Regions from separate parts of the Homo sapiens genome. Here region 1 is linked to region 2. A link is a contact called in ENCODE Hi-C data. All regions are on one chromosome and are shown on one strand. Each heading gives the region's core, a stretch centred on a gene start or an enhancer-like site at or near the end of the contact. The rest is flanking DNA. Distances are from core to core; before and after follow the strand shown.

Evidence for each region. A loop is a pair of places that touch in the nucleus more often than their neighbours do.
Region 1: a loop to region 2 is called in a map of endothelial cell of umbilical vein, with 5 times the contacts of the local background. The contact joins the enhancer-like site here to the promoter of ADAMTSL1 in region 2. A Hi-C loop is called at or near these places in 1 of 168 maps with a recorded cell type or tissue (endothelial cell of umbilical vein) and 1 of 37 single-sample maps with no recorded cell type.

Annotation. Positions count from the first base shown.
Region 1 is chr9:19,181,856-19,187,244 of GRCh38, forward strand. No RefSeq gene overlaps it. Among named protein-coding and RNA genes, the nearest start is that of DENND4C, 46 kb to the right of the region's middle. RefSeq lists enhancers at 2,621-2,670, 4,649-5,149. Within about 2 kb of position 2,541, at least 37 of the 41 ENCODE cell types and tissues checked have a DNase peak (open chromatin) inside an H3K27ac peak, as active enhancers do; they include endothelial cell of umbilical vein, where a contact is called at or near this core.
Region 2 is chr9:18,469,494-18,475,590 of GRCh38, forward strand. It overlaps ADAMTSL1 (ADAMTS like 1), which reads left to right and starts at 4,660. Exons shown (of 29, transcript NM_001040272.6): 1 at 4,660-4,802. The coding sequence starts at 4,740.

The DNA.
Region 1 (5,389 bases), core at 1,291-3,790, 710 kb after region 2:
AATAATCCACCCCCTTTTCAGCATGTAATCAAGAAATAACCATAACTATAGTTAGTCCAGCAGTCCGTGCTTCTACTCTGTCTATGGGGTAGCCACTGTTTCATTCCTTTACTTTTTAATAAACTGGCTTTCACTTTATTCGGTCCACTTGCTCCTGTTTTTTTTTTTTTTTTTGAGACAGAGTCTTGCTCTGTTGTCCAGGCTAGAGTGCAGTGGCATGATCTCCGCTCACTGCAACCTCCACCTCCCTGGTTCAAGCAATTCCCCTACCTCAGCCTCCCGAGTAGCTGGGATTACAGGTGCATGCCACCACACCCAGTTAATTTTTTTGTATTTTTAGTAGAGATGGGGTTTCACCATGTTGGCCAGACTGTTCTCGAACTCCTGACCTGAGGCAATCCACCTGCCTCAGCCTCCCAAAGTGTTGGGATTACAGGCATTAGCCACCATGGCCTCCTTAATTCTTTTCTGCCAAAAGTCAAGAACCCTTATGGCCTCCTGGGCTGATCCCCAGTTTGGGGAGTTGCCCTGTGACAGTTAGAGAACCCAGATGTCTTTATATTGTAAAATTACTTTAGGTCTTTGTGCCGACAGTTTGAAGACAGCTGTCAAAGGGGACTTCTAGCTCTGGGCTCCAGTACATTAAATAAGAAATATCCTGATGTACCCCCAGATCAACCTGCATTAGAATCACTGTAGGTATTTTTACAAATATAGGTTCTGAGGCCCCACCGCATACCCACTTAATTAGAATGGGGAGAAGGGGAGTCTGTGGTTTTACCAAGCTTTGTGAATGATTTTTAAGCATTCTGCTGCATTGCTTTCTAAACCCAGGCCTGTTTCCCACACTACTGTAATCAAGAGGGAACACTGAAGTTTCCTCAGTTCCTTCCTGTTTTTTCCTGTTTCCTTCTGCAGTGACCAACACTATCAGAAATGGCATTTTGGCAGGGACAGGGAGTACAGGAATGGAAACAGGAAAGGCATAAACAAGACTCCTCCTCTGCCCCAGGACTCTCTCCTGTGGGTCACATTACCAGTGAAGGCTTGTGAACTCTGATTTAGCTAAGTTAATTTTGTGCAAAAAAATAAATTTTGGCCCGGTGCGGTGGCTCACACCTGTAATCCCAGCACTTTGGGAGGCCGAGGCAGGTGGATCATGAGGTTAGTTCAAGACCAGCCTGTCCAAGATGGTGAAACCCTGTCTCTACTAAAAATACACGCAAAAAATTAGCCAGCGTGGTGGTGGGCGCCTGTAACCCCAGCTACTCGGGAGGCTGAGGCAGGAAAATTGCTTGAACCCAGGAGCTGGAGGTTGCAGTAAGCCGAGATCACGCCACTGCACTCCAGCCTGGGCCACAGAGAGGGACTCCATCTCAAAAAAAAAAAAAAAAAAAGAATTCTGGGGAGTTGTAGTGCTTGTTAAAAACAGATTCCGGGCCGGGCGCAGTGGCTCACGCCTGTAATCCCACCACTTTGGGAGGCCGAGGTGGGTGGATCACAAGGTCAGGAGTTCAAGGCCAGCCTGACCAAGATGGTGAAACCCCATGTCTACTAAAAATACAAAAATTAGCTGGGTGTGGTGGCGGGTGCCAGTAATCCCAGCTATTCGGGAGGCTGAGGCAGATAATTGCTTGAACCCTGGAGGCGGAGGTTGCCAGTAAGCCAAGATTGCACCATTGCACTCCAGCCTGGGCAATAGAGGGAGACTTCATCTCAAAAAAAAAAAACACAGATTACAAGGTCCTTTAGTAGAGATGATGATACCTTAATCTAGATGATTCAAATGTAGGTAGCTCTCAGAACACACTTTGGAGAACAATGACTTAAATCCAGTGAAGAAAATCTCCAAGAAGCTGTGACAATATGTGGTCTCTTGAAATCTAGAGATTGGTGCTACATGTGATGGCTCACCCCTGTAATCCTAGCATTATGGGAGGCCAAGGCGGGTGGATCACTTGAGATCAGGAGTTGAGACCAGCCTGGCCAATATGGTGAAACCCCATCTCTACCAAAAATACAAAAATTAGCCAGGTGTGATGGCGCGTGCCTGTAATCCCAGCTACTTGGGAGGCTGAGGCAGGAGAATCGCTTGAACCCAGGAGTGGGAGGTTGCAGTGAGCTGAGATCGTGCCACTGCCCCTCAGCCTGCACTGAGCTAGACTCCATCACAGAAAGAAATCTAGAGATTAGCTACTGAATATTGACAGCTTTATCTTCCCAACTAGCAAAACGATCCCTGCTAGAAGGAACAGATTCATTTTGGAAAAAGTATTCAGTAATCTCTGAAGCACAGAAACATTTTTTTCATTCTTGCTATGCAAACAGATTGTTGGCCTTCTTCAGTGAGGCAGGCCAGGACAAAATCTCAGCAGGCCCTTTCGACAGCATTTCTCCACAAATCAAATTAGGTCAAAGAGAAAATTCAGAGCAGTCTGAGGAAGGGAAAAAAAAAGCCCTGAAATGTGTTATAAAACTGGTGGGCAGGGGACAGGGGAACATCCCACCTACTTTGTTTGCTCTGGTAAAGGCTGGTGGCTTGTCACATGAACCCCAGGCCTTCCTGTTCTCGGCAGCTGCCTTCTGAGTCACTGTGGGCTGCAGGGGAGGGCCCCCTAACATCAGGGAACATAACAACCATATGACTCTTAGGTGAGGCCACTGCGCCAGGCCAATTCAAAAATTAAAGAGCGACTACATTGCCGATTTTCATTTATTTTAAGAACTTCTTTACTCCGTTTTTGTCTACAACTGCAAATTAGCAGAAGACAAAAAACAAACTAGTAAGTGGAATTCACATCTGGTAAGTGAGAACTGGTGCCAGTCCTATTAGTCACCAAGATCACTTAAGGGTGGAGTGCACTAGCAGGATAAAACATTAAACCAAAAGCAATACTTCCTTGTAACAGCTGGAGTTTCCTAAGAAATTTTTAAAATAAAAACCTAGAATGCCTAGCAGGCAAAATACCATAGTTAGAAAAGTCAACCTTTACTTTTCTCTTTTGATTGTAGTCAACTGTTGCATAATTTTTTTTTTTTTAGGCAGAGTCTTGTTCTGTCGTCCCAGCTGGAGTGCAGTTCACTGCAACCTTCGCCTCCTGGGTTCAAGTGATTCTCCTGCCTCAGCCTCCCCAGTAGCTGGGACTACAGGAGTATGCCACCAGGCCCAGCTAATTTTTTTTTTTTTTGTATTTTTAGTAGAGACAGGGTTTCTCCATGTTGGCTAGGCTGGTCTCGAACTCATGAACTTGGATCATCCACCTGCCTTGGCCTCCCAAAGTGCTGTGATTACAGGCGTGAGCCACCGCGCCTGGCCTGTTGCAGAATGTTGCTGGGTATATTATATTATACTATGTGAATTAAGAATTCTCTATTAAACAGTTTTAAGTTGTAAGAAAGCCACCCTAAGTTTAAAACTTTCAGTCTTTTAAAACTGATGCATTAAAGAACTACTCCAAATAAGAGAAACAACACTGAGGTGTGATTCATTTGAACTTGAGTCCCGGTTCCTTAACCCAATGCCTGGATGCTAGAGATGTTCAATAAAGACTTAATGACTGCATAACCAACTTATTAGCTGTAGAATAGTTATAATAATTAACTTCCTTGAGCCTTTGTTTTCTCTTCTGTGATCAGGGAAGAAACCTCTTCTGTCTACCTCAGAGAATTTTTGTAAGGATCAAATAAAATAATGTGTGTTTAAGTTTTGATTTCTTTCTTTTTTCTTTTTTTTTGAGATGGAGTTTTGCTCTTGTAATCCAGGCTGGAGTGCAGTGTGGTATGATCTCTGCTCACTGCAACCTCTGCCTCTGGGGTTCAAGCGATTCTCCTGCCTCAGTCTCCCGAGTAGCTGGGGTTACAAGTGTCCACTAACACGCCCGGCTAATTTTTGTATTTTTAGTAGAGATAGGGTTTCACCATATTGGCCATGCTGGTCTTGAACTCCTGACCTCAGGTGATACGCCTGCCTCGGCCTCCCAAAGTGCTGGGATTACATATACAACCTTTTTTTAAAAAAAAATTATTTTTATTTTTATTTTTATTTTTTGAGACAGAGTCTCGCTATGTCACCCAGGCTGGAGTACAGTGGGGCAGTCTTGGCTCACTGCAACCTCCGCCTCCCTGGTTCAAGCGATTCTTGTGCCTCAGCCTCCCAAGTAGCTGGGATTACAGATGTGAACCACCACACCAACTAATTTTTGTCTTTTTAGTAGAGACGGGGTTTTGCTATGTTGGCCAGGCTGGTCTTGAACTCCTGGCCTCATGTGATCCACCCGCCTCAGCCTCCCAAAGTGCTGGGATTACAGGTGTGAGCCACTGCATCTGGCCAATACAACCTCTTTTTTGATTAGAGCTTTGAAATTGGGGTAGGTTTACTGAAAATAGAACTGTACCAGAGAATTGCATCTGAAATATGCAAAGCTCACCTGGATATCTCAATAGCATGGCAATAACCACCCTATAACCTTTTTAAAAATAAATCTCAGTGGAAGTGATGCTGAAATCTCTCCTTAAGGTCCTCTTTCTCAATCAACTATAATTCAGCAAACATTAAACTTCAGTTACCCGGAAAAAGATTAGGTAATAAATGTGTTAATCATAGACTGGATCATAATCAGCACCGTCACCTAAAGAATACTCACCCCTTAAGTAATCCAAAAGAAAACTAAGAAGCAAAAATCCAGGGTTTGTTTCTCTATAACCAAAATAGAAGAATGTCCATAGTCATTACTGAGCATTAACCATTTGAAGATCTCCTTCCTTTTAACCTCAAGACATTATAATATCTCTTCCTTACTGTCAGGAGACCTAGAGTCCTGTCCTGGCTCTGTGCCTATAGTCATAAGTTGATCTTATCCTTAAAAACGTAAAAATCTTTGTCTTTATTTTGGCCGAGCATGGTGATATATGACTGTAATCCCAGCACTTTGGGAGACTAAGGCAGGTGGATCATTTGAGGCCAGGAGTTGAGGACAGATCGCTTGAGACCAACCTGGCCAATGTGGTGAAACCCTGTATCTACTAAAAATATAAATATTAGCCAAGTGTGGTGGCACACACCTGTAATCCCAGCTACTTGGGAGGCTGAGGCACAAGAATCGCTTGAACCCAGAAGTCAGAAGTTGCAATGAGCCCAGATTGCACCACTGCACTCTAGCCTGGGTGACAAGGAGTGAGACTCTGTCTCAAAAATAAAATAAATAAATAAATAAAATCCCTGTCTTTATTTTGAAACCAGAACAAAGGACACAGTGTGATCTTTGCAAAATCACAGAATCTTGAGCTGAAAGAAGCTTAAAGTTTATCTTGCTAAGTAGTTACTTTTTTAAGCACAATTTTTATTTTTATTTTTATTTTTTTTCAGAGATGGGGCTCAAGCTGGTCTCAA
Region 2 (6,097 bases), core at 3,410-5,909:
AGACTCCAACTTGAGCTCTCTGAAGATTCCAGTGCTGCTTTACAGAAACACATCACCATGGGAGTTGCTGCCTCTTCCACAGCCAGGAAGTCATCTGCTGCTGAATGGAAAAGCTGCATGAAACAGCAAGAGCTGCAAGGGCCATGCCCACCTTCCCTGATCCAGCTAATAAATGCATGTCCCATGCCTGCCTCTTGACACCTGCAAACATAGCAACTGGTTAGCATGGTTACAAGAAAAACCTCATTGCTCTGTAGCCATTTTTACAAGCAGACAGAGCAAAGTGTAGTAGCTTCTGCCTCACTTCCTCCTTCCGAATTTTTGTAGTACTTCAGAGTGGCTAGTTCTCAATTCCATCCAGTACCCTAGCTGCAAGGGAGTCTAGAAAATGTTGTTTCTGGACTTCAGGCACTGGTTGGGATGAAGGACTGCTAACCCATCATTAAAAACATCTATGTGAAGTTAATAAATGTACCTACCCCATAGAGTTGTTGTAAGGATTACGTGAAATAATAAATATAAAATACTTAGAAAAGTGCCTACACATGGGAGACTCTCAGTGTATGTAGCTATTTTCATCTGTCAGCGTCTCAGATGGTAGTCCTGGGGAAAGTCAAACAGCCTTTGATAGAGCCCCAAATTTCCTGCCTGCTAATAACTTTGATGAACCCATTTTCTACGTAGGAGGACTGGTTTCCTCATCTGCAAATTGGGGATAATAATCACTCTCTAACTCCTAGAGTTTCTGTTCATATCACATTAGATCATGTGTGAAAGGTGATTTGAAAACTATAATGAATGCTCTAATGGCTTTGGTGTTAAATAGATACTAGGTGAGTTGGCAAGTTGTGGAGTAATGCTCAAATTTCAGTTCTGCCCCTGAGAATAGCAGTCTGCTTCCTATACTTTTATCTTAGTCGCCCTTACTTTATTTTTCAGAATTAACCAGGGAAATCGAACTTCACTGCATCCCTGTGGGGAAAACAAGGCTCAGATGCTGCCATAACCACTTCCTTAAAGAGGGGAGATTAGGCCCTGCCTAGCTCTTGAAATCCTCCCAGCCCTGAGTTCTTTCCAGGAGACCCTGTGTCCCCTATACACTGGTTTCTGCAGCTGACGGGCTAAGCAGAGAGGCTCAACCTGAAGAAAGAGACAGGTGGCTCCAGAGCAAGACTTGTAACGAATTCTCCCCAGGGAGAGAAATACCGAAAGTTTAGCTCACTCTTTCCTCCCATAAAGCACACTGAATGTTAACAGCTTGCTTCTGTCCAAGCTGGTGTCTTTTCAATTAAGTATTGTTAAATCCATACCATTTGGAATGATGCTTCAGACAGCCCTGACACTCTCTCTCTCTTGCTTCTGATTTCATTTCACCTAATATGTTGTGCATGGAGCCAGTAACCAGTATTATTCAGCTGCCACGGCTTCTGCTAGTGCTGCTGCTCACACACTTGCAGACGGTTTTAATTTAGATACCTGAAGAGGAAAAAAGGAATTTGGCCAACGCCCTGCTCAGATGCCGTAAGTGGCCTTTCCCCGGTTGCCATTAATATGGATCTAGATTACCTAAAGTTTTACATTACTTTTCCTAGGTGCTGAAAACGTTTTAGAAATGAGAAAGTCAAGACACATAGAAGCTGGAGGCTAAAATAAGATACTTTCCATCGTCAGGTAACATATACCCATGGTAAACCCTGGTAGCCTACTTTCCTTTTCCTATAAACATCCCCCTTCAACAACATCACTGCCAACATCTGAATATATGTATGTGTATACATCATATATAGATATAATGCATATATATGAATATGAGATGAGGGTGGATTTAGATTCGGTAAACCGTGGCTCAATGGCCAGTTCTAGCCAGCAAAGCTTTAGTCAAGTCACTTAACTTCTCTGAGCCTCAGTTTCCACGTACATAAAATGGGGTGATTACTTAATTTCAAAAAGTAGTCACAAAGGTCAAATGAGATCATAAATGTAAAATCACTTTGTAAACCATAAAGATGGCATGTACATTTTGGCCATCATCAAAATTAGTTCATGACCAAAACTTTTCCCAGTCACCTTAACCCAACTTGATTTTGTTCTCCCTTTTCTGAAGTTATAGTAAATTTGTAATTTCACCTGTACTGTGTAGCTCTGGATGTGCAATTGCTTTTCCTAGTTTCTCTGGGTATTCCCAAGAGGAAAGAAAATGCTGTGAGGAATCAGAAGCATGAGACAGTGTGGTGGGCATCCTCCAGGCATTCAACAGGTGATTGAGGGCTTAACTTTAAAATAGTATATTATTCGGTGACTTCATTGAGATGACCATCTTGCTGTACATTAGCATGCCCATTAAAACTTCAAGGCAGAAATTTCTGACTCAAAATACCTAGGCAGTATTTATTTGCAAAGCAGAAAAGAATCTAAACTAGCATGTAAGTGGTTCCCAGTTATTTTCTGACCATGCTGATTATTTTTCTGTTCCTCTACAAATAGTATCTCATCATTAGCTTTGTTGCTACTTTTCTTTCTCCCATTACCTATTCTTCCCTTTGGATCTGCTTAATGAGCAGGGTTTATGTGTGAAGAGGGAGGAGGTGGTATTAGGTAAAATGTTCCATTAATAGAACTAGCTGAAACTCTTCAGTTAATGACTGTGATAGGAGGGAAAAAAATAAACCCTTTAGCAGAAAGCTCTGGTGTGTAACAGAGAGACACATGTAACATAGCTTTATGAATGAAAGTTTATTTCAATCAATCACCTTTCTTTAATGTGATGAGGATTTCAGACAAAAACAATAGTGGAAAGACAAAGTTAAGCATTTTTACATCTACTTGTGAATACGCTTTAGCTTATGAGCATTAGCTAGTTTTTGAGAGATTTGTAAAACAAATCTTTCTAAAAGGGAAAAGCATATTTCAAGAATGGGCTCTCTTTGTTATGGATTTGTACTGTCCATTTTTCTAGGTCCACATACTTAATATTGAGAACAAAGGATAATCTTTGTATGACCTTGACTTTCCTAACAGCATGAAAATAGGATTTTTAAAGTTTCTCTCTCTTTAATTGATATACCATATGAAGTAGGTAACCTAAAGTTGAACAACCTGCTTTTCTTCACCTTTTTGAAAAGCAACGCAGCAGGTATGTACATAGGCAGACCTGCCTGTATTCACATGCCCATTATGGCTTGATCAGGTTTTCCATATTCGTGTGTTTCATACCTCTTGTCAGTATTTTTTAATAATGAAAGGAAAGAACATTAATTCTAAATGTCTTGTACCTCCACTGCATATATTTCTGGGCTATCAGGAGATCTGAAAAGGGAAAACGTCCTGATGACACACCTATGGCAATGTAAGGCCAGGGCTGCTCTTTTATTCTTTCAAAACTCAATGATTTCCTTTGCAGATAAGGGGAAATACATCCTTGTTTGACATTTGACACTTTTCTAAAACTGTAATAAAACCTTCCTCTAGTAGAGTCAAATCTCCCTTGCTGGTGGATTAAGCAGCTTCAGAAGCTTCCTGACCTTCTCGTTGCTGTTGCTGGCCTTGTCGTCATTTCACTGCTCATTAGCACTTCCTTCAGGGCTGGACTGGCCTCCAAGGTCATCCCATCCAACCCTCTTGCAATAGTGGATGGAAAAATGAGGTAAAACTCAGTTCAGCCTTTTCTGCATTATAACAGCTCTGATAAAGGACGTGGGTGAGGTGCGGAGGAAGCTGAAACTTGGTTAAAAGAAGGTTTGGGGATTAACTGAGGATTTAATTCATCCTTTCTTTCTCTCCCGTGGCTAAAATAGATAGTTGAGAGTTGGCAGTGCATCAAAACCAGGCTGCTCCTCAACCCCAAATTTCAGCCCCACTCATCCTGGAGTCTTTGTTGAGGGTTTCTTTTTAAACTGGGGGATCTAAGTTTCTAATTGTGCCTTTACAATTAGCAAATCTTAAATGCCTTCAATTGTCACTTTACAGAGAAGCAACTTGCTTTGTTTTTTTCCCCCCAAATTAAGTCCTTAATAACACAAAATAACTTATGCCACTGTTTAGGCTTAGTGAGGAACCTTCAGAAAATGTATAGAGTATTTATTTTGCAAGTCAAGAGAGAAAGTAAAGAGGAACTTTATGGAGGCGAAATAAAACAGTTGTACAGAACACATTTACAGGGCACATTAAGTCGGTTTTTGTCTATGGTTCTTTCCCTTTATGGCATATGTTATATATTGACAGGGATTAAGTTTCTCTCCTGAATGGAACAATACACAGTCACAGGGAGCTACTGTACTTTACAAAGCAACAGACATCAGCACAGGCAAATGGCAAATAGAAATGCATCTCACAAAGAACTAACCAGGTCCATGGGAAGCACAGTGCTTGGCTTCATCTTTTGCAATTCTGCATCTTTTGCATTTCCCTTCTCGCTCTGCTGCTCGCTCGCCTTTCTTTTTCGTCCTTTTCCCCCTTTTTTGCTCGCACCGTTACACTTTCTCTGTCCTCCTGGCTTTGTTATTCAGCATGTCTGATTAGCAGGAGCCTGATTGGCTGGCTGCCTGCTCCGAGAGAGATTCCATTCAGCTTACCCCCCACCCATCCACCCACCCACCCCTCGGTCAGGAAATGTGAGAGGGGCTGATGGAAGCTGATAGGCAGGACTGGAGTGTTAGCACCAGTACTGGATGTGACAGCAGGCAGAGGAGCACTTAGCAGCTTATTCAGTGTCCGATTCTGATTCCGGCAAGGATCCAAGCATGGAATGCTGCCGTCGGGCAACTCCTGGCACACTGCTCCTCTTTCTGGCTTTCCTGCTCCTGGTAAATGCCTTTTCATTTCAATGCATTGCTATTGCCATTGAGTCTGGGTGCTGTTGGGGGTGTGTGTGTGTATGTGTGTTTGTGTGTGTGTGTGTGTCTTTATCTTAAAACTCCAGGTAAAATAATTTACACGATTACAAAGAGAGAATACTCCTTCTAGAACTTTTAACCTCAACTTCCCAAGCAAGATAAAGTCTGCAAGACTTTCTGGAATTAGTTACTGCTATACAGTAATACTGATACTGAGACATGAACTTTGGGACATACTGCATGGAGTTTGGGAGCTGAGGACTGTATATATGGTGGTGTGTATGCTTGGAATTTGGATAACAGACATCCTGAAATTAAACTCACTCACTGTGGTGTTCCTGGAATTTTTTGATGGATAGGCTTTGCAGAGCTTGCCCGTACCGCCTTTAATGAATTACTTTCCATCTATGCACATGTACTATGGAACCAGGTAAAGAGGGGAATGAGAGCCTCTTTGCAGCCAACCCAGATTATGGCTCTTAATTACTGCAAGTCATTTATGGATAGAAGTTAATGCTAGGATTTATGAATTGAGGATTATGGCCTTTGATCTCAAATTTACTTTTAAAGAAGAAAAAGGAATGGTGACTTTTAGTACGGCTGATTGCCACAGTCATAGTGATAAGATGCTCTGCTCTTGAACGTCAGTACACATTGCATTTTTGACTCGAAGTAAATGTTCCGTTGTGACTCATACTTGGTTTTATGGGCAGAAAATGAACATTTACTGTCCAAAATAAATCTACACTCAAAATATTAATAGCAATGCACATTTTTTAAACCAGAGTGTTCTGGGCAGGCAGCTTAGTAAACCTCATCTGAAGGTTTGATTCCAAAATTTGCACACACTGATCCAAACAAATGTGATTGTAGTTTTTCCTGTCACATTTATAACATGCCAGAACTTCCTCAGAAGGTAACAAGGCAGGAAGAGAACAAGGTAAAAATGTAGCAAATGAATAGGTTGCATTGATTCCTTGATGGGGAAGGAATGTTTGTTCTGATTATATTCTGACAAATCTGATCTGCGCTATAATTTTGAAGTAGGGAAGAAAGCCATTTGGTACAAACTGAAAAAGTCCAGGAGATTCATCAAATAGAGTAATCAGACAGTGATTCAATATTTTATACATTCCCACTTCTTAATGATTTGCATCATTGTAGCTAAGAAATTATAATGCTGCATTGCAAGTGCTATAAATATAGAAATAAATTTTTAATTTTTCATAGAAATTTAAAGGTAAACTACATTTCAAGCATGAATG